Regions from separate parts of the Homo sapiens genome. Here region 2 is linked to region 1. A link is a contact called in ENCODE Hi-C or POLR2A ChIA-PET data. All regions are on one chromosome and are shown on one strand. The core of a region is the stretch at or near the end of the contact, and the rest is flanking DNA. Distances in the headings are between cores, read along the strand shown.

Evidence for each region. A loop is a pair of places that touch in the nucleus more often than their neighbours do. ChIA-PET counts read pairs that join two places held with the same protein, here RNA polymerase II (POLR2A). Pooled maps may share reads with other maps.
Region 2: a loop to region 1 is called in a pooled map, with 4 times the contacts of the local background. The contact joins two enhancer-like sites. A Hi-C loop is called at or near these places in 1 of 168 maps with a recorded cell type or tissue (endothelial cell of hepatic sinusoid) and 1 of 50 pooled maps. POLR2A ChIA-PET finds 5 or more read pairs at or near these places in 5 of 52 experiments (A549, K562, OCI-LY7 and 2 more).

Annotation. Positions count from the first base shown.
Region 1 is chr1:22,734,607-22,742,506 of GRCh38, reverse strand. All of the region lies in intron 1 of EPHB2 (EPH receptor B2), which reads right to left. Among named protein-coding and RNA genes, the nearest start is that of MIR4684, 19 kb to the right of the region's middle. RefSeq lists a silencer at 2,566-2,736 and an enhancer at 5,217-5,778. Within about 2 kb of position 2,711, at least 3 of the 41 ENCODE cell types and tissues checked have a DNase peak (open chromatin) inside an H3K27ac peak, as active enhancers do.
Region 2 is chr1:22,774,650-22,782,549 of GRCh38, reverse strand. EPHB2 (EPH receptor B2) reads right to left here. Exons shown (of 16, transcript NM_017449.5): 2 at 1,065-1,129. Among named protein-coding and RNA genes, the nearest start is that of MIR4684, 59 kb to the right of the region's middle. Within about 2 kb of position 3,554, at least 4 of the 41 ENCODE cell types and tissues checked have a DNase peak (open chromatin) inside an H3K27ac peak, as active enhancers do.

The DNA.
Region 1 (7,900 bases), core at 1,462-3,961:
AGAAAGAGAGAAAGGAAGGAAGGAAGGAAGGAAGTCTGGCTGGAATGTCAGTTAGTCGATTCACCCCATTTTCCTTTTGATCTGAGTGAGGTCCAGGAGCTGGGAACCTGGACAGAGCTCCGGCTCTCAGCTTTGCCCCTGCCCCCACCCTTTCTACCAACTTTCCTCCATTATTCCTAACTGTTCCCAGCCCACCCTGAATGCAGAAGACAGGGCTCTCTATCTCCAACCTGTCTCACTCTGGGCATCCTTCTACATCAGCCAGGGCGGTCCTCATGTCAGGGACCCTATGGCTTGTCCATACCACGAGCCTGGAGCTTTGCAGACCAACACAGCCTCTGGGCTCATATGGGCCAGGAGGATGATGTGGATGGACCCTATGAGCAGGGGCCTGGGTCGGATGCTGGCTTGGACCCTGCCCACCCACCCACTCACCCAGGGGACCTCGGGCAAGCTGTTCTTTCCGAGCCTCAGATTTCCCATCTGTAGCAGGGTGAGTTCATGAGTAAAATAAAATGGTGCAGAAGAGGTGTGGGGTACCAATGAAGTACATGGGCACTGGAGACACAGAACTAGTTCAAGTCCCGACTCTACCACTTCCCCATTGGGGGCAGGTGTCTTAACCACACTGAGCTCCGGCCTTCTCATCTCTGAAACAGGGAGAAAAATAAAGCCCATCCCCGAGACAGGCATGTAAGACAACAGGCCCAGTGTGTGGGGATTTGCAGCTTCCACGCAGGTGAACTATTATTGCCCTTGTTTTCGTTATTGCACTGAGCCAGAGCCAACGTGAGAAACTGAGGTTTTTTGTTTTTTTGTTTTTTTTTGCTGGGAAGAAAACCAGGCTGTCAAGGCAAATATAACCCGCCTTCCCTGAGCTTTTAGACCTCATTCCAAACCTCCGAACAGGAGGAATAGATGGGCTACAGGGTCCTTTCACTCACTCGACACATATTTAAGTGCCTACTATGTGCCAGAGTTATTCTATGCATCAGGCAGTGAGCACCTAGGATGTAACTAAGGTAATCTGCAGGGAACCCTTATCTCCCAAAGAGAGACAGGAGGGCTTGGGATTTAGATAAGAGGGAGACTAGGGGGCGCAGGCTGGAGGAAGGCAGCCAGGTGTCGTCAGGGGAGGGAAAACAGACGGCTCCAGGAACGCGGTTTTAAGGAGTTTTACTTAGGGGGAGGATAAAGTAGAGGGGACAGACTTGTGAAGTGTCAGGTTGGGAAGACAGATCCCAGCAGCCCCATAGCGAGAGAGGAGATGTCTCCCAGGGCTGCCGCTGGGAAAGATTAGGCACTTAGATAGAATCAGAGGATAGGGGTCGGGGGGAGAGATTAAGCACTTAGATAGAATCAGAGAACAGGGGTCGGGGCAGGGGTGGTCTCCAAAGCCAGTGCCCCATAGGAAAACGGGACCTGCATCCCCCACCACAGGGGAGACCTGGGGACAGGGAGAAGGGGCAGGCAGAGGGGAGCAGGGCACATAAGCTGGATCGTCAATCCCCGCCGTCAGCAAGGAGAGGCTTGGCATCGCAGGGACGGCTCATGCTCACCACTGGACACCAAGAACTTCACACGGACCGCCCCCCAGCCAGGGGAGGAAGGTTCTGTTCTGCTCCCTATTTTACTGATGAGGAAAATGACACTCCGAAAGCTGAAGAAATGAGTACAAGGCCACCCACATCAGGAAGCAGGGAGGGGCCGGTATGATGGTGAGGGGTCTGGGGCTGAAGAAGGGTGGGGCTCTGGGAGGGATGAGACGGGCGGGGAAGGGCCGCCAGGCAGAGGGAAGAGTGGGAGTAAAGGCAGGGAGGTTTGAAAGGGTCAGGTGAGTTCCAGGAATGGCAAGACACTCAGGGTGGTGGGACACGAGGCCCTGGTGAGACCAGTGGGTCTTGCCTGGCATGGTGTCCCCCAGATGGCACTCAGAAATGCAGCTGTGGTTGTCGCAGTGATGATCAAGGCTTGAGGGCATGCTTACTCAATGCTGATGCCACAGAGGTACCATCCCAAGCCCGCCAGACCGCAGGACCCCAGGGCCACGGGTCTCACCTTTTAAGGATTGTGAGGGCACAATGACCATACTGGGTACCACTGGCATTTCATGGGCTGGAGCCAGGGGTGGAAAACACCCTGATTGGGTAGGACAGTCCCACAAAAGGAAGAATTGTCCCACCCAAAATGTGAATAGAAACCTTATTTAGAAAAAAACAGTAGATTAGACTGATCATGACACACTCCCCAAAAGAACAATATATCCCAGTGACCGCAGTTGAAGAGGGTTTCAGTGATGCCACGTGATGGGGACATCACCCAGGTGGAGAGGGCCTGGCTGCATTGGTGCCACTGAAAAAGATCTCAGGATCACCAGGGACCTCAGGTTGAGTACAAGGAAGCAACGAAGGGCTCAGGCAAATCGTTTGGACCCGAAGCTTCAAAACCGGTTTATTTGGATAATCCCTCACCAGGCCTCCCTGCCTCAGCGCCTGGTTTCTCTAAGGATTTATTTTGTGAAAATGTCTCTCTCAACAAGTAAGTTATCCTAGTCTGAGCCGACGAGGGAATTCTTCTCTGTGTTCAAAACCGCAAACCCCGGGCAGCCCTTCTGCAGCCCGGCACAACTTTCCGCAGCGTCAGGTTATGAATCACTCATCAAATCCGAGAACGATTCCAGGCCAGGCCGGGCATGTGGGGGAGGGCAGCTTCCTTCTACTCCCAGCTTCTGGGCTGCTGCGCAGGCTCAGACCAGCTTCTCCTCACCCTGACTCCCCAAGGGTCACCTGCCTGGGACCCCAGAAATGCTCAGACTGGGATGGGTCTGATCATCCATGACAGACCCTTTACACAGATGAATTCCTTGAGGCTGTGGACTGTCCAGGTGAGCTAGGTCTGGGTAGTTCACTTCAGAAATGTGCTCAGAGATGGGGTGATGTGGTGAAATGGAAAAGGTGGCAGAGCTAAGTCTAGAAGCCAAAACCCTAAACAGGCCAGGCACAGTGGCTCAGGTCTGTAATCCCAGCACTTTGGGAGGCCAAGGCAGGTGGATCACTTGAGGTCAGGAATTTGAGACCAGCCTGGCCAACAAGGTGAACCCCCATCTCTACTAAAAATACAAAAACTAGCCAGGCGTGCTGGCATGCGCCTGCGGTCCCTATTACTTGGGGGTCTAAGGCACGAGAATCGCTTGAACCTGGGAGGCGGAGGTTGCAGTGAGCCGAGATCATGCCACTGCACTCCAGCCTGGGTGACAGAGTGAGACTCTGTCTCAAAAAAAAGAAAAAAAACAAAAAGAATTAGTTGGACATGGTGGCAAATGCCTGTAATCCCATATACTTGGAGAGGCCAAGATAGGAGGATTGCTTAAGCCCAGGAGTTCGAGGCTGCAGTGAGCTATGATTGTGCCACTGTATTCCAGCCTGGGTGATAAAGCAAGACCCTGTTGCTAAAAAAAAGTACACAACATAATTTTTAAAAATAAAATAAAATATTAGATTTACAAAAGCAACCCTGAGCATGCTTCACTGTGCCAGGTGAGACTTGGGAGTGAGCATACTAGCTCACTGCTGGTATCCTCCCCAACCTGCTAGACTACAGGACCCAGGGCTGCAGGTCCAAACCGTTCAAGGACTGTGGGGGCACCTTGGTCTAGAGGTTCCCGCATCATGGCTTGAGAATGCCTCTCTTCCTCCTCTCTGCCAATGCCAACCTCAAGGTCTCACCTCCCCTAGAAGTTTCTGCAGCAGAGCCCAGGCACATAGTTGGTCCTCAGTAAACAATTGTTGAATGCAAGGAATGAGTAAATGGCTACAATGACTAATAACAGCACATGGGCTCCAAAAGTGGCTACTGAATGAATGGCTCGATAATGAATGATTGAATTGCAGTATGGCCCTAGAACAGGAAAGCACACGGAAGTTATCTGTAGATCTGAATCCTGGCTCTGCCATTTACTACCTGGATGACTTCTGGGAAATTACTTTGCTTCTGTGAACCTTGGTTTTCTCATCTGCAATGTGGGGTTTAATGACAGTACCTACCACAGGGGGTCATTAGGAAGCTCCTATGGGTACAGTACCAGCAGAGCTTGGCATAGGACCTGACACCCAGCCATGCTTGGAGATAGAAACTGTTATTCTCATGACTATCATCACTACATGCTTGAGGGTTTGGGGAGCTAGAACATTTGGGCACTCCTGGCTTTGGAAAGACCATCAACACAGATAAGCACAGAGCCAGGAATACAAAGGAACAAGAAAATGACAAAGGAAAAAGAGGAAGAGAAACTAAGACAAGGATCCCAAGTGAACAAAGCCATCTGTGCTTCTGTATAAATCATCCCCAAAGAGGGGGTTGGGCCAGGTAGCCTCTAAGAATCCATCCAGCCCCTAAGTGGAGAATTCTCAACTCTGCGATAAGTTAGTATTTTTTTTATCTTTAAATGGTTTGACCAGGTCTTGCCTCAAGGTAGAGCATGAACTCCAAGACCTCTGCGAGGCTAGGTTGATGTAAGAGCTGCCTTGTTCTGGCCTGAGACCCAGATCCAGTCTCATTCCAGGTTCTACCTAGTTTCAGAGGCATCTGAACAGCCTGTGCATCATGATAATTTCCTCCTACTTCCAAGGTCTTGTGGGAGTGTCATGCTGAGTTGTAAAAGCCTCTAGGATAGAGGGGGAAGTTATTTTCATGGGCAGACAATGTATTCATTCATTCTCTCATTCATAAAACATCAACCCAAGAGCCTGTTGGTAACAGACTCTGTGCTAGGCACTGGAGGCCCAACGATGAATAAGACAAGAAAGTCTCTACACTCCAGTTTAATGGGGGAGGGTGATGTAGACAAAATTAGCCATACCTTGGTGTTATAAGAATTGTTAATCAAGAGCTGAGGGTAAGTACAAAGAAGGATATACCAAGGAGGGGACATTTGAGTTGGGCCTTGAAGGATGAGTAGGAGTTCACTAGGCAGAAGCAAGAAGGGCATTCATTCTAGGCAGCAGCTGGGGCCTGAACAAAGATCTGGGGGCATGGGAGTTTATAACATGTATGTATGAAACCTATAGTTTATGGATGAGAATGACATCCACCTAGAGTTTGTGGGATGACAAGGACAGGCAGAGAAGGCCTCAGGGGCCAGGTCAACGAGCAGCTGTTTGACCTTGATTTTTTTAGATAAGGAGCCCAAGGTCTGAGCAGGAGGGTAATGTGGTCTCAGCTGCAGTTTAGAAGACTCAGTGGTGATGCTTTGTGGGGTTCAGAAGTCACTGAGATGGTCCAGGTGGGGCAGGGGGTAGACTTGAGGTCAGGTGGTAGCTGTAGGAACAGAAAGGCAGGCAGTAGCTGAATGGCCAGGGTGAGAGGGAGGCACAGCTAAAAAGGGCCGTGCTAGCTCTGGCCCTGGTGGTCTCTCCTGAGAACCACAAGGCAGCCAGATTAGAAACGGAAGCACTGGATGACTTGCCCAAGATTCCTCGTCACGCCGATGGCTGGATTCGCAGACACCTGGAGGCCTGGGGGAGTCCCAGGTTCTCCACTGTGTCTTCCCTTCTGACTCCACCCAGAGAGCCATGGCCAAGGTGGCGGCTGATCCGAGCCAATCGGTCTCCCCCAGTCTCCCCTCCTCCCCAGGTCTGACAGGGAGGGGGCCGGCTGAGTCCTGTGTCTCCATTGGCCCAAAGCTCCATTATCCTCCTAGGCAGGGTGACCCCCTGCGGCCGCCCCACAGTGCGCTGGGAAAAAAAGGCTCCTCTCTGACAAGAAAGCCCCATTGCAGGCTGGGCCCGGGGTCTGGGCAGCGCCTTTATCCACAGTGACCCTGCCAGAGTGTCAGCGGCGCAAACATGCCGCGCTGCGGAGGCTGCCCCCACCCTCAAAGGGCCTCGTGCTGAAGCTGTGAAGGGGCCCCCTCCAGGGCCTCTGGGAACCAGACCGCGGCCTGCAGGCCCCACCGAGGCTCCCAGGCTCCTTCCCACCCCCAGGGAACCATGCTTTGGCCAACACAGTGACTGAGGCGGGTCTGTGGGGTGGGGGCTGCTAAACAGAGCCTCGGCTCATGCATTGGGAAGGGGGGCCCCATGGAACTCTTTGTCCAGCCTCCAGAATTATTTGGGAGGAAAGTTGAAGGGGAGAGGCTTTTACGTCTCTGGGCCCAGCACCAGGCCTCATTCCCCACACCAACCAGGCAAGAGGGGCCGCCTTGTCCCCAAACGTTCCCCCATACCAGCCTTATCACTCCTCGCCCAATCCCCTTTCAGGTACAGTCTTGCCAAAGAGGAAAGGGAGGTCTCCTGAGCAGCCTCCTGTAGACCCCCGTGTGTACGATGAGCTCTCTTCCACAGCCCCCCGACTCTGCTTATGACAGCAACAACGATGACCACTACGATCATCTTTATTGAGCACTACCTTTGGGCCAGGGACAGGGCCACATGTCTCTTAGTGCTATTTATCATCCTCATTTTACTAATGGGGAACTGAGGCTCAGAGAGGGAAAAGAGCCTATCGAAAGTCACAGAGCGTGTAGGTGTAAGCCAGGATTTGAACCCAGGTCCCTCAGAGCCCACACTCTTATCCACTGTACAAGATACCTTAGGCTGCTCCGGTCCTGAGGGGTGCACAGGCAGGGGCTCTGCCCTAAGTCTAGTGACCCTACTGACCTCCCAGCCCTCTCCCTCAGTCCTGCTCTCTGGGCCGACTCACTGCCAAGGGCGTCCCAAGTGCCCTATAGGAATCATTAGGCTGTCCCAGGGTGGGAAGAGGATTTCAAGGAAGGCAAATTCCCATGAGTTAAGCCAAATGAGTCAAGCTTGAATTGCAGACTTTCCCATCATGTAGAGCTGAGACAGGCTCTACCCAGGGCCCTCAAATCAGACCCCTGGGAAGTGGGAGAAGGAGGCTCCCTGCTGGGAGTTCAGAGGTTGCTAGAAACCCTGTCCTCAGTAGCTGTTCCTGCTCTCAGGCCTGGGGTAAGCCAGCAGTCTTTTCCAAAGGCAGAAAGTATGGACTGTAAACTTCCTTAGAGGCCCTGGTTCTACTTCTGCTTCTTCTTCTTCTTCTTTTTTTTTTTTTGATACCGGGTCTCACTCTGTTGTTTAGGCTGCAGTGCAGTGGCATGACCATGACTCACTACAGCCTTGACCTCCTGGGCTCAAGCGATCCTCCCACCTCAGCCTCCCAAGTAGCTGGGACTATAGGCACATGCCACCATGCCTGACTAATTAAAAAAAAATTTAGTAGAGATGGGGTCACACTGTGTTGCCCAAGCTGGTCTCGAACTCCTGGCCTCAAGCAATCCTCCTGCCTCACCCTCCTGCCTCACCCTCCCAAAGTGTGCTGGGATTATAGGAGTGAGCCACCGTACCCAGCAAAGGTCCTTGTTCTTAACAGCAGCCTCAGGAAGATGCTCCCACACCATGCCCCACAGGCCACAGGAGTCGGTAGAGCAGGTTCATAGCCCTGCTGTGCAGCCTTAGTCAGTGTCACCCTCCCTTGAGCCTCAGTCTCCTACCCTGCAGGGGTGTTCTGAGATAATGTATGTAAACCATCAAACACCCTGCCCAGCACAAAGCAGAGGCTCAATAAAACAAAGTTGTATTCATTATCATCAGTACCATGGAGCAACACAACAGAGGCTTGTAATCTGTAAGTCCCCTGAATTTTTTCATAAAAGTATCTGTGTGTCTCCAACTTTCTAGGAGGGGGCAGTTCATAGCCTGTGGCAGCTTCTCAAGGATCTTCAGGACCCCAAAGAAATTAAGAACCACAGCAAAATAATACTGACATTCAGGCCGGGAGTGGTAGCTCATGCCTGTAAATCCCAGTGCTTTGGGAGGCTGAGGCAGGCAGATGCCTGAGGTCAGGAGTTAGAGACCAGCCTGGCCAACATGGTGAAACCCCATCT
Region 2 (7,900 bases), core at 2,305-4,804, 39 kb before region 1:
AGATGGAAAATTGGTGACAAGAAAGAGCCACAGAAAGCGGCCTGACCCTGGGGCCCTGCCTATTGAGAGCACAGGCCTGGGGGGTGGGGGGAATGCAGTTCCCTGGGGCAGCAGCTGAGTCCCAGCGGAGGAACTGGGGTGGGGGGAAGGGAAGGGCTGGGTTATAGAGTCCAGAGACGGCGGGGATGAGGGATGAATATTCAACTTCATGACAATGACAATGATGATGATGATTATAGCTACTCTTGACTGGGAGCCCAATCTATGCCAGGCATTGTGTTAGACACTTTGCAGGAAAACCTCGCAACAGTCTTGTGAGGTCTAAAACATCATCACCATTTTATAGATGAAGAAACTGAAGCTCAGAGAGATTAAGGAAGTGCCCCAAATCACACAGCTGGTGAGTGGCAGAGCTAAGACACATTTTCAGGAGTATTTGACCCCACAGTCTGTAACTTATGCCAGATTTTGCTCTTGGAGAGCTCACAGCATAGACCCTAGGATGATAAGAACCAAAGGAGGGGGAGCTTTGTGTTATGGGGACCCAGAAAGCGGGCAGAGAGCTCAGTCATAGTCCTGAATACAAACCTTAGCCCTTTCACTTATTATCTATAGGGCCCTGGGCAGGTGGCTACACCTTTCTGAGCCTCGGTTTTCTCATCTGTAAAATGGAGATAATTCCTCTCCATGGGATCAGAGATGATGTGTATAAAGGTACTTAATACAGTATCTGACATAGAATGGGTACTCAGGAAACGACAGTTCACTTTCTTCATCTGTAAAACGGGGGTAGTGAGAGCACCTACTTCTCAGCCTTGCCCTAAGGATTCCACGGGATAAAGGCTGAAAGCATCCAGCCTGTTGTCATGGTAACTGGCTCCATCAATGGTAGGGGATCATGGCTCCATCAATGGTAGGGGATTGGGAGGGTGGGGCTGAGAGAGGCCTGGCTCTGGGTCCTGAAGAGGGGGAAAGGGGTTAGAATATGAGGGGGCATTCGGGCCCTGCAGCAGGGCTTGAGGGATCCTGGGGACCAATGCAAGGTTTGGGGACCACTGACTCACCCCTGATGGAGGATGCACCATCCAGCCCAGCTCAGCAGTCGCTGTAGTGGAGTCCATTAGCGTTTCTGTGGGGAGAGCAAAGAGTCACCACCCCGCCCCACCTACCAGGCGCTGTCAATCTTTCTGTTGGGCCCTCATCCTTCTTCTTCTTTTTTTTTTTTTTTTTTAGACGGAGTCTGGCTCTGTCGCCCAGGCTGGAGTGCAGTGGTGTGATCTCGGCTCACTGCAAGCTCCGCCTCCCACGTTCAGGCCATTCTCCTGCCTCAGCCTCCCGAGTAGCTGGGACTACAGGCGCCTCCAACCACGCCCGGCTAATTTTTTGTATTTTTAGTAGAGACAGGGTTTCACCGTGTTAGCCAGGACGGTCTCGATCTCCTGACCTCGTGATCCGCCCGCCTCGCCCTCCCAAAGTGCTGGGAGTACAGGCGTGAGCCACCGTGCCCGGCCAGACCCTCACGGCCGGGCCCTCATCCTTCTTTACTGAGAGCCCCGCCTACTTCCATTGCCCCAGTCATCTGACTCTAACTCTCCAGACTGCCCTCGGTTTAGACTCCGCCTCTCTACTCCATTATCCCGCCTACCCCCACAGCCTAGCCAATCATCTGATGCCACTCCTCTAGGCCCCGCCCCTCCAGGCCAAGTCCACCCTTACATCATGGTCAGGCTCTACCTCTAGGCCAGTCTAGTCTCACTAACCTAGGTACTGTCCTTCCCTTCCTTTTCTGGACGAGGAGGGTCTTACATCCACTAAACCTGGAGTCTACTGGATGGGTTTCCGAGGCTCTGCCACTAAACCCTTGATATTTTACATCAAACTCTGGGATCTGTTTGCTTTTCAGCTTGCATCAAACTCTCAAAAACGAACTTGGGCCTTAGAGGGGCTGTGCTTGTGTCCCAGCTGAGACCCCTCAGTTTCCCCTCGTTGCTCCTCTGGCGCACACATCTTGTCAGGACACTCTCCCTTTCTCTAGAAACCTGGAGCCTTCCATCATGTTCCTATCACTGGGGCCCCTCCCCCAGGGCTCAGGCAACTCTGCCCCCAGGACAGGGTCCCAGGAGTGGAGAAGTGTTGAGAGCAAGCACTGCACCCAGTAGGGGCCAACTGTCACATGGCCTGTGGGGGTTCAGGAGACATGTCAGCACCTGGACCATCCTGGGCCCCACTTGCCTCCCCCGATTCCAGCAGCTGCAGGGAGCCATGTGGCCTAGGGGGAAGAAGAGCCACATGGCCCTAGAGACCCCCATTCTCCCCAGGTCAGGTTCAGGACCCCTGTCCTCTACCCTTTCCTTGCCTCTCTGGCTTCCAAACACTTTCTGAATGGAATTGCAATACACCGAATGAATTTAAATGGACCCCTTTCAAGCGTTCATTCAACAAAATATCCTGATGCCCATTATGTACCAGGCGCTGCACTGGGTGCCCTGAGAGAGAAAACCGTGGCTAGCAAGACCCTACCATGGAGCAGTTCCTGGTCTGGTAGTGGAGATGAGGTGTGAATATAAATAGCTATGAGAGAGTAGGGGGAGAGACCTAGAAGGTCACAGTGACACCACCTTGCTCAGTGAGAGTGGGTGAGAGGTATGCTTGTTGCCATGCTCCAATTCTGTGCCCAGGGCAGGCATCACTCATCAGTCCCCATACTGTGGCCACATGATGCTTCTTGCCACAGTGTTCCAGGAAACAAATACGAACCATTTGAGATGCTATCCCTGGTCCAGCCCAACCGCCTCCTTTTGGAGACAGGGCAACTGAAGCACAGGGATGGGAAGGGGCTTCCAAAGATTGCATAGGAGTTGGTGACACAGTGGGAAGTGCAGGTGTCTTGCCTCCTAGCCTATAAACTTTCAGTCACTTGAAACAATTAGTTTGATGGTCTGGGCTAAATGACAAGGACCAGGAGACTGGGGCTGTGTGCCCAGTGTCTAGGCAGCTGAGAAGGTCCAAATGGCAGATAATTAGGGTTTGAACTATGGCAGGGGTGGAGGGGATAAAGGGTGGGGACAGGAGGAAGCATTTGGTCAGAGGTGACCCCAGTCAGACCCATGAGCTGACAAGAGAGGATGCAGAAGTGTCCCCACAACTGCCTGTGGCTTGTGTCCCTGTGCACTGGCATCCCCATGACTGCCTGTGGTCACTGTGTCCCTTTGCACTGGGGGCTGGCACAGGGAGGGGGTGTGGGGTAAGGGTGCCAGGGATGGTAGAGCCAGTGCCAAGGGCATCTTTTTGATGGCAAATTGGAGGGAAGTTCTATTATGCAGCTTTGGAGCTGAAAAAAGGGTTCCTTTTCACACTCCGAATGCTACAGATTTTTCTTCCTGGAGAGAACAAGGGCTGAACTTTTAACCTGTTTTCTCTCATCGGCCTCAGCCAGAGACGCGCCAAGCCGGGCTCTCTGCCTGGGCCCAGGGAACAGCTGCTGGGAGCTGTGTCGAACAAGGCAGAGGAGAGACTGTGCTTGGGACAAGAAGAGGGTCGGGCAGGGGAGGCAAGGCTGCCAAGCAGGTGGCCCCATCCCTTGGCTAGATTCCTGGGCTGACCCAGAGGCCAAACACTAGAGGATTCCATGGCCCAGAGAAGGAGGGGCCAGGAACTGACATCCTCATCGTACGGGTGGAAACTTGGGCTCAAGGAGGGCAAATGGCTTGCCAAAGTCACACACTAAAAGTTGGTGCTCATACTCTGGGCTCCCAAGAAGCTTAGGGTGGGGGGCCCCACTGTCCCCCTGTGTCTTCTACCTCTCCTGGCCCAAAGCAGTGGCCCAAAGCAGTGGGAGGATCTCAGAAGGACTGGAAGTAAATGGGCTGGCTGGTTTGCAGACACAAAGGGAACGCAAAGGACATGAAGTTTGCAGATCCCCTTGGGAGGAGGTAGAGGGCCGGCATCTCCTCTGCTCCCTTCTCCTGTGCCACTCCTGGCTTTGCCTGGAGGCCTGGCTCTGGGAAACCTGTCACCCCTCTGGGTTGTGGCAGGAGGCAGCACAAGCATGCTCTCTCCCCAACCTGGTCTTTTGCTTTTCAATTTTAACCCCTCCCTCTACCTCTGCACAAAAGGCAAATGAGCAGATGAGCAGAGCAGACAGACCTGGGCTCTGGAGGTAACAGAGATCTGGATTCTAACACCAGTTCTGTCCCTTCCTTGCTTGGTAACCAATATCACTTGCCATAAAAGGAAGGAAAATAAACACAGACTATTACAAATGGACCTTTTGAGGGGGGGAGATCACTTGAGGTCAGGAGTTCGAGACAAGCCTGGCCAACATGGTCAAACCCCGTCTCTACTAAAAATACAAAAATTAGTCAGGCATGGTGATGCACACCTGTAATCCCAGCTACCCTGGAGGCTGAGGCATGAAAATTGCTTGAACCCAGGAGGCAGAGGTTGCAGTGAGCTGAGATTGCACCATTGCACGCCAGCCTGGGCGACAGAGCAAGACTATGTCTAAGAAGACAAAACAAAACAAAACAAACAAACAAACAAACGGACCTTTATTTGTTCTACCTCTTGTTAAGCCTCAGTTTCCTCACCTGGAAAATGGCCAAAATACCTTCCGAGTCTGGAAGTATAGCAGCTTGGAGCCCAGCACAAAGTAGATCCTCACTTAGTAATAGCTGCTGTTTTTAGATGGTGTGCAGTGCTTTTTGGCCCACCCAGTGCCTGCACATACTGCTTCCTCCTTTGGGCTTACTAGGTGCCCCTGAAAGCAAAGGCAGGCCCAAGAGGCTCCAACTTAGTCTGCCTGGCCTCCCCCACCTCCCAGATATGCCTGCCAACATCTGACAAGCATCAGTCTCTTGCTCCGTGGCTACAGCCTCCATGGAGCCCGTCCCAGTCCATCTGATGCTGCTTTCCCTGGGGTGCCCTGAGTTTCCTCTTTGTTCCTCTCAAACTAAGCACAAAAGTCAAATTCTGTTCTCTGGGGAATCTGGAGTTAATAGTTATTGCCTCAAGAACTTAGTGGGTTCAGGAAACCAAGCTCTGTTTCCACCACCATCACATCCTTTTTCCACCCTGTAACACACCAGACGTCTCCCGTCCAATCCCAAAAATCTACAAAGGGAGAGAACTCACGTCTGCTGAGACCCTATTAGGAGCCAGAATCTCTCACCAACATTCTCACAACAATGCCAAGAGGTACTTGATACTGTCCCATTTCATAGATGAGAAAGTTGAGGCTTCCAAAGCCCCAGGAACTTGCCCAAGATCACACATCTATTCCACCCTCAAGCTGCACTCCAGTTAGCTATGAGTAGGTGGAGAGACTGGCCGTCTCACTCCGCACAGACAATGTGGTGTTTTCTCACCCTTGTACCTCACACATACTGTTCCTTCTGACCTTCTCACCTCTACATCTTCTTGGCCTGCCCTAATGTTCATCTGTGAAGTCTCGACTCAGGTCACCTCCTCTAGCAAGTCCTCTTAAATCCATTCTGCCCCAAAGCTCTGCAGCCACGGGTGCTTCGAGATATCCCGGCACTTGAAGATATTCTGGGTGGTAACTACCCCTATTTGCTATCATCTCCCAAAGCTCTGTGGTCCCCTGAGAGGTGGTGCTGGGTCCTGGTCCTGGGATCCCTAAGACCTAGCACAGGGCTTGGCACACGGGCCTCCTCTCCCCATCTGCCAGACTTGAGCATACGCCAGTGTTCTGCTCCACTAGGGTTGGCCAGGCTTGAGCCTTTCATACAGACAACATTAATGACTTTAGCCATTTCCAACTACAACCTGTACAATTATTTAGTTACTACTTTTTCTTCCACTTGACTCCTTTTCTTTCTTAAATGCATCTTAAAGAGGAAAAAGCGTAATCATGATTATAAATGGAAAACCAATATCTCTTGCCATGACAGGAAGGAAAATAAACACAGACTACTACAATTAAAAATGTTTGTCTGCAAAGTACGGAACATCATTTCACTTCCCATACTTTGGGAGCTGCTGGGCTCCCTCGAGCTGCCTCTGAAGCTCTGGAAATGTTTCTATCTCCATCCCCACTGTGACGGTGACAATCTCTCCTGCAGGGGAAGCTGTTGTCACTGTACACAGATAATTAATCACCACACTATGTGGCTAAGATCACAATGAGGATGTACATGGTTTATTGCAGGTTACAGGAAATGAATACGGAAGGAGGGGAAGAAAATGCCAAATTTAGGGATGGCTTCCAGGAGAACGTGACGCCTGCATGGAGGCTTAAAGACTGGGTGAGTGGGGAGTGACTGATGTGGAGTGGGAGGGGCACGCTAGGCAGAGGGGAAGCAGAGGCAAAGGCCAGGAGGTGAGCTGAGCCACAGCGGGGTTTGTGGGAATCAAGCGCTGGCTGAAGGGTGGGGCTGGAAGTGGTGGGAGCTAAGAGCTGAGCCTGGAGGGGTTAAGCAGGGGCTGCCCAGGTAGCACAGGACAGGGCCATGAACGGTTAGCAGCTCTCTGAGGCCCCTCTGCTGGATCATCCCTGTCTCCCCACATCCTTGCCAGCCTCGCTGGTACCACCCACCTCCCACTCTGCCAACTTTGCCGTTTCACCTGCCCTTAGGCCCTCCCACCCTGTTGAAATGTCCGGTTCCCAGACCTTGGCTGCTCTTAGTGCCCATTTAAAAGAATCCCAATGGATAGATGAAGAAAGAGGCTACACAGATTCTTAGCATCCAGGCAAAAGCTGGAACTAGGGCCACCAGCCCAGAGCATCTTCCTCAGTGTGAAAACAGGGGCCCAGCCATGGGAGTGACTTTGGCCCTATCCCTACCGTACCCACACCCCCTCTCCTTCCTGGAGGCTGCACAGAAGAAAGCAATCAGGAGGCCCTGACTGCCGGGCTGGGGAGGCCCGATGGCCCCTCTGGCTATGTGTGAATGAGCAGTGTACATTTCAGAAATATTTGAACTTAAAGGGGAGACACACTGAAGTCGTTAGCGTTGGGCTGAAAGGAGGTGGCTGCAGGGGGCCTGCCTGCTCTCAGGCTGGAGCGGGTGGTTGCTCCCTATTCTCCGATCCACCCCTAGCCAGCTCTGTCTGATCCCCTTGTGGGCTGTAATTCTCTAGGACCACAGATGCTGTTTGTCTGCACTAATGACAGTATGTGAGTGTTCCAAAGTCATGAAGAAGAAACTTTCATTAAGCACCTATACATGCCAAGCGCTGGCCAGGGCCCTCTAAATGCCATTTCAGGCGCAACCTCCAGAAGTATATACTATTATTAACCCCATTTCACAGACGAGGAAACTGAGGCCAGACAGGAGAACCAACCTGCATAAGTGCACACAGGCAGGGCTAGGACTGGAACCCACATCCATCTATTTTCACAACTGTGTTATTTTTAAGATGCCATGGCCATAGCCTTAAAAAACAGACAACACAAAACAACAAAGTCATCAGGGCTTGTGTGTGTGCATTTATCTTCTCTCTCTGCATGGGCCTGTGTGAGAATAGCAAGGGGCAGGAGGAGGGCAGCAGGGGAGTGGGACATAGACTGCCCAGGCCAGAATCTTGGCTCTGGCACTCTAGTGTACAATTGCAGGAATGCCAGTTCTGCTCTCTGGGCCTCAGTTTCCACATCTGTAAAATGGGTCATTGTGAGAATTAAATGACACCATGTAGGTGAATCCTGTTCTTCTGATGTCTCCCAGGGCCCACATGTAGGGGAGGTCTGCATCCACCTTGTTCACCGCTGTACCCTCAACACTGAGAACTAGGCCTGGCACTAGCACATGCATCCAACCTCCACACAGCAGCTGGGTGATGTTCCTAAAGTCCATGTGTGATCGCCCTTCAGAGCTCCTGCTGCCTGAAGGATCAAGTCCTAGCTCTTAACAAGGTACTCGAGGCCCCTGCCAAGCAGGCC